2 separate regions of the Homo sapiens genome follow, and region 1 is linked to region 2. Evidence: read pairs that join two places in POLR2A ChIA-PET (ENCODE). Cell type or tissue: MCF 10A. All regions are shown on one strand. Links, peaks and the distances in the headings refer to the core of each region. The heading gives the core; the rest is flanking DNA. Region 1 has its middle 18 kb from the start of RERE. Region 2 has its middle 11 kb from the start of ENO1-AS1.

Evidence for each region. ChIA-PET counts read pairs that join two places held together with the same protein. Peaks named below come from ENCODE experiments on the same cell type or tissue, not always from the same donor. Only the 100,000 strongest peaks of a DNase experiment are listed, where the experiment ranks them.
Region 1: POLR2A ChIA-PET joins it to region 2 with 5 read pairs; 14 of 35 experiments call an interaction of 5 or more read pairs at or near these places.

Annotation. Positions count from the first base shown.
Region 1 is chr1:8,833,896-8,836,805 of GRCh38, reverse strand. No RefSeq gene overlaps it. Among named protein-coding and RNA genes, the nearest start is that of RERE, 18 kb to the right of the region's middle. In MCF 10A, for the core only: no CTCF peak of the experiment used is centred there; no DNase peak of the experiment used is centred there.
Region 2 is chr1:8,888,637-8,891,546 of GRCh38, reverse strand. No RefSeq gene overlaps it. Among named protein-coding and RNA genes, the nearest start is that of ENO1-AS1, 11 kb to the right of the region's middle. In MCF 10A, for the core only: no CTCF peak of the experiment used is centred there; DNase peaks (open chromatin) are centred at 1,096, 1,416, 1,986 and 2,236.

The sequences.
Region 1 (2,910 bases), core at 302-2,801, 55 kb after region 2:
AGCCACCGCACCTGGTCTCAAATATAATTTCTTTTACTATTTATTTCCAATTAGAGAAATCTTTAGTTACCCAGATCTGAAGTTAGTCCAACACAATGCATCCCATATATGTTCAAGGATTAAAATATTTGGAGTTTTAAATGCCGTCGTTACAGGGTTCATATTTCTATGAACATTTGGTCATTCTGAGCCAAACTGCCAGAATGAAAAGACAAATGAGATCTCTGCATCTTGATGTCCCCTCCCTACCCCTCCAGCCCTGAATTATTCTGTTATTTGATGACTACTGCAGGCGGAGGTCATTCTTCGCATGATTCTTTTAATGAATGGGCTGTTTCGTGCACATTTGTTTTCATGTCATGAGACAGTGGAGCAAACGGTTCGGGCTGAGAGAAGTCCCCACCCTCGCATCAGTGGAAAGCATGCAGAAAGACAGCCTGTGAGCAGAAAAAGGAGCGGCCAGATTCCCAAGTCCGCACACCGTGGAGAGAGGAAAGCTCTAAGCAGCCATTCCCTGGATGACCTTGCCTTCAGAGCAGTGGTTTGTAGCCATCTTCTGAGACATGGACTCCCTTTGAAACCCCATCAAGTGCTGTGGCTCTAACTCCCCAAAAAATGTGCATGTCACGTGCTGACACCCGTGTGCACACACATACACAGATATACATAGACACCCTCGCATTCCTTTTACATAATTTCCAGGGGTTTATGGGCACTTGAGGAATCCCTGGAATCAGAATCAGAAACCTTGCCTTAGACGTTGGGAAACAAAGTTACTTACGCCTTTTTTTCTTAAAATGTGCACCACTCAAGCCTCAACAACACAGTGAGACCCTGTCTGTTAAAAAAAAATTTAAAGGCCAGGCTTGGTGGCTCACGCCAATAATCCCAGCAGTTCAGGAGGCCGAGGTGGGTGGATCACCTGAGGTCAGGAGTTTGAGACTAGCCTGGCCAACATGATGAAACCCCATTTCTACTGAAAATACAAAAAATTAGCTGGGGGTGGCGGTGGGTGCCTATAATCCCAGCTACTCAGGAGGCTGAGGCAAGAGAATCACTTGAACCCAGGAGGTGGAGGCTGCAGTGAGCTGAGATCGCGCCATTCCACTCTAGCCCGGGCAACAAGAGTGAAACTCCGTCTCAAAAAAAAAGAAAAAATTTAAAAATAAACGTGGACGACACTCTTTTTTTTACTCTGTCTCCCAGGCTGGAGCTCAGTGGTAAGATCATGGCTCACTTCAGCCTTAAACTCCTGGGCTCAAGAGATCTTCCCACGTCTACCTCCCGAGTAGCTGAGATCACAGGCGTGTACCACCACACACGGCTAATTAAAAAAAAATTTTTTTTTTTGTTTTTGAGATGGAGTTTTGCTCTTGTCACCTAGGCTGTAGTGCAATGGCACGATCTCAGCTCACTGCAACCTCCGCCTCCCAGGTTCAAGTGATTCTCCTGCCTCAGCCTCCCAAGTAGCTGGGACTACAGGCACCCACCACCATGCCTTGCTAATTTTGTATTTTTAGTAGAGATGGGGTTTCACCATGTTGGTCAGGCTGGTCTCAAACTCCTGACCTCAGGTGATCCACCTGTCTTGGCCTCCCAAAGTGCCGGGATTACAGGCGTGAGCCACCGCACCCGGCCTAGTTTTTCTATTTTTTGTAGAGATGGGGTTTCTATGTTGCCCAGGCTGGTCTCGAACTCCTGAGCTCAAGCAATCTGCCCACCTCCACCTCTCAAAATGCTGGGATTACAGGCATGAGTCACTGTGCCCAGCCTGAGATAGTTTCTAAATAAATAAAATATGGCTGGGTGTGGTGGTGCATGCCTGTAATCCCAGCTACCCAGGAGGCTGAGGTGAGAGGATCACCTGAGCCAGTTAGGTGAGGCTGCACTGAAATGAGATTGCACCACTGCACCCCAGCCTGGGTGACAGAGTGAGACACTGTCTCAAAAATAATAAATAAGGCTGGGCGTGGTGGCTCACGCCTGAAATCCCAGCACTTTGGGAGGCTGAGGCGGGCGGATCACAAGGTCAGGAGTTTGAGACCAGCCTGGCCAAGATGGTGAACCCTCATCTCTACTAAAAATAAAAAGTTAGCCGGGCATGGTGGCACATGCCTGTAGTCCAGCTACTCGGGAGGCTGAGGCAGGAGAATTCCTTGAACCTGGGAGGCGGAGTTTGCAGTGAGCCAAGATCGTGCCACTGCACTCTAGCCTGGGTGACAGAGCGAGACTCCATCTCAAAAAATAAATAAATAAGATATTACAACTACAGCCAAAAGATTCTTCTCGGCCAGGCACAGTGGCTCACGCCTGTAATCCCAGCACTTTGGGAGGCTGAGGTGGGTGGATCACCTCAGGTCAGGAGTTCGAGACCAGCCTGACCAATATGGTGAAACCCTATCTCTACTAAAAATACAAAAATTAGCTAGGTGTGGTGTCGTGTGCCTGTAGTCCCAGCTACTTGGGAGCCTGAGACAGGAGAATCACTTGAACCCAGGAGGTGGAGTTTGCAGTGAGCCGAGATTGTGCCATTGAGACAGGGCAAGACTGTCTCAAAAAAAAAAAAAAAAAAAGATTCTTCTCACATTGCCTTCCTGCCACCCTCCCCAGAGGTAACTGATCCTGAAGTTGGTTTCACTCTTCTTAGAGAAGATGTGTGTACTTATATATATCCATAGAGTACATATGGCATTGTTTAGTATGTTTTTTTTTTTTTTGAGATGGAGTCTTGATCTGTCCCCCAGGCTGGAGTGCAGTGGCGCGATCTCGGCTCACTGCAAGCTCCACCTCCCAGGTTCATACCATTCTCCTGCCTCAGCCTTCTGAGTAGCTGGGACTACAGGTGCCTGCCACCATGCCTGGCTAATTTTTTTAAAAAATATTTTTAGTAGAGACGGGGTTTCACTGTGT
Region 2 (2,910 bases), core at 195-2,694:
AATTCAGTCTATAGTTTAACTTTGAAGCAAAGATGATAATAGTCCCTCTCTAAAACTAACCCCCTTCTTGCTCACGGACAGAAAACCACCTTTGACCACCTTTGCAAAACTAATGAAAGTCCACAAGATTAGGATTATGGGAGGGGCCTGAATTCTGTTAAAATGTAGGTGCAGGGCCAGGCACAGTGGCTCACGCCTGTAATCCCAGCACTTTGGGAGGCCGAGGTGGGTGGATCACCTGAGGTCGGGAGTTCGAGACCAGCCTGACCAACATGGAGGAACCCCATCTCTACTAAAAATACAAAATTAGCCGGGCGTGGTGGCGCATGCCTGTAATCCCAGCTACTCAGGAGGCTGAGGCAGGAGAATTGCTTGAACCTGGGAGGTGGAGGTTGCAGTGAGCTGAGATCACACCATTGCATCCAGCCTGGGGCAACAAGAGCGAAACTCCTTCTCAAAAAAAAAAAAAAAAGTAGGTGCAATTTGTTTGTTTGTTTAAGGCAGGGTCTCACTCTGTCACCCAGGCTGGAGTGCAGTGGCACCATCATAGCTTACTGTTGCAGCCTTGGCCTCCCCAGCTCCAATGAGCCTCCTCTCTCAGCCTCCAGAGTAGCTGGGACTATGGGTGCATGCCACCATGTCCCACTAATTTTTAAAAATTTTTGTAGAAGGCAGAGCATGGTGGCTCACATCTGTAATCCCAGCACTTTGGGAGGCCGAGGCGGGCAGATCACTTGGGGTCAGGAGATCGAGACCATCCTGGCTAACATGGTGAAACCCCATCTCTACTAAAAATACAAAAAATTTGCCAGGCGTGGTGGCGGGCACCTATAATCCCAGCTGCTCGGAAGGCTGAGGCAGGAGAATGGCATGAACCTGGGAGGCGGAGACTGCAGTGAGCTGAGATCGCACCACTGCATTCCAGCCTGGGCGATAGAGCGAGACTCAGTCTCAAAAAAAAAAAAAAGAAAGAAAGTACTCACAGGGTGGGAGCAGGCTGAGCATAAGGGCTCAAAAGCCCTGTTACAGAATTTTCTGGGGTTTAAATACCCTCTAGAGGTTTCCATTGGTTACTTGGTATACACCCTAGGTAAATGAAGAGGATGAAATAAAGTTACAAAATCATGTACTCGGCATATGCCCTATGTAAATAGAGAAGATATTTCCTGTCATAGCTGAAGTGTTCCCATTTGATTTTTTTTTTTTTTTTTTTGAGAGAGCGAGACTCCGTCTCAAAAAAAAAAAAAAGAAAAAGAAAAACAAGAAGCACTGGCAAGACATAAGCCCCTGCTTAGGGAGTTCGGATCTGAGGACCTGGCAGGAGAGGGAAGAGCCTCTGTCCAGAAGGAGCCCAAGGACACCCTGAGGACAGGACCGAGAGAGGAGCCCTGGCACTGGGCCTGGGATGGCGCCTCTCTTGCCAGGAGTCCGTGCGTAGGCTCCGGGGTATGAGGTCTGGGACTGTGTCCAAACAGGGCAGACTAATTGGGAAGTAACAGAAGCATCTTTGTCTTTGCGGAACTTAATTTCTGTGGTTAATAGAATAAGAGGCAGGAGCCTGGGATGTTGATTCTTAGCCTTGTTTCTTGTCGTTGTTATTTTTTTAATCTTGAGGTTTCACAAATAATCTCAGAGATATTCTAAAGATCTTAAACGAATGGAAAGTAAGTTTAGTTTGCTTTAAATATATATTATACATATATGCATACATATATGCATATATATAGTGTGTGTATATTGTGTGTGTGTGTGTGTGTGTTTACGGTAAAGCCCCGAACTGCAGCCTTCAGATGTTGGAATTCTCCAGACCCTCCTACAGAGGGCCCCCAGCCTCTCCAGAACAGCCCCTCCTGAACCAAGATGACATGGAAACACCATGTCATCTTGGAAATGGTTTCTTCTCTGAAACTGAGATGCCCTCGGCCTCCCTGGGAATGCTCTCTGTAGTCGTCCTCATCTCTGGAGCCACAAAGACTAGGTCTATTCCCTTTATTGCATAATAGTCCTTCAGTAAGTGGAGTTCAGATCTCAAGTCTGCTCTCTTCCTACGGGGACTTGGGGAGGTGTGTTCCTGTGTCCCTCACATCCTGCTTCCCTAAGAGGGGCCCTATGTGTCCTTGTTACTTAGAACCAAGGACCCTTCCCCAGAGTACGAACTTCACACTGGACGTGATTCTCTTTCTTTTATTATGTTTTTGAGGCAGCCTCTCGTTCTGTTGCCCAGACCAGAGTGCAATGGCGCAATCACCGCTCACTGCAGCCTCAACCTCCTGGGCTCAAGTATTTGTCCTGCCTCAGGCTTCTGAGCAGCTAGGACTATAGGTGCATGCCACCATGCCCGGCTAACATTTTAAACTCTTGTAGACACAAGATGGGGTCTCACTATGTTGCCTAGGCTGGTCTCAAACTCCTGGACTCAAAGGATCCTCCCTCAGCTTCCCAAAGTGCTGAGATTACATGTGTGAGCAACCACACTCTGAGTGATCCTTTTATTCATTTGTTTGTTTTGTTTTACTTTTTATTATTATTATTTTTTTTTTTTTTGAGACAGTCTCGCTCTGTCACCCAGGCTGGAGTGCAGTGGTGCGAACTCGGCTCACTACAAGCTCCGCCTCCCGGGTTCACGCCATTCTCCTGCCTCAGCCTCCCGAGTAGCTGGGACTACAGGCACACGCCACCACGCCCGGCTAATTTTTTGTGTTTTTAGTAGAGACGGGGTTTCCCTGTGTTAGCCAGGATGGTCTCGATCTCCTGACCTTGTGATCTGCCCACCTCGACCTCCCAAAGTGCTGGGATTACAGGCGTGAGCCACCATGCCCAGCCTATTTTTTTATTTTTTGAGATGGAGTTTCACTCTTGTTGCCCAGCCTGGAGTGCAATGGCGTGATCTCGGCTCACTGCAACCTCCGC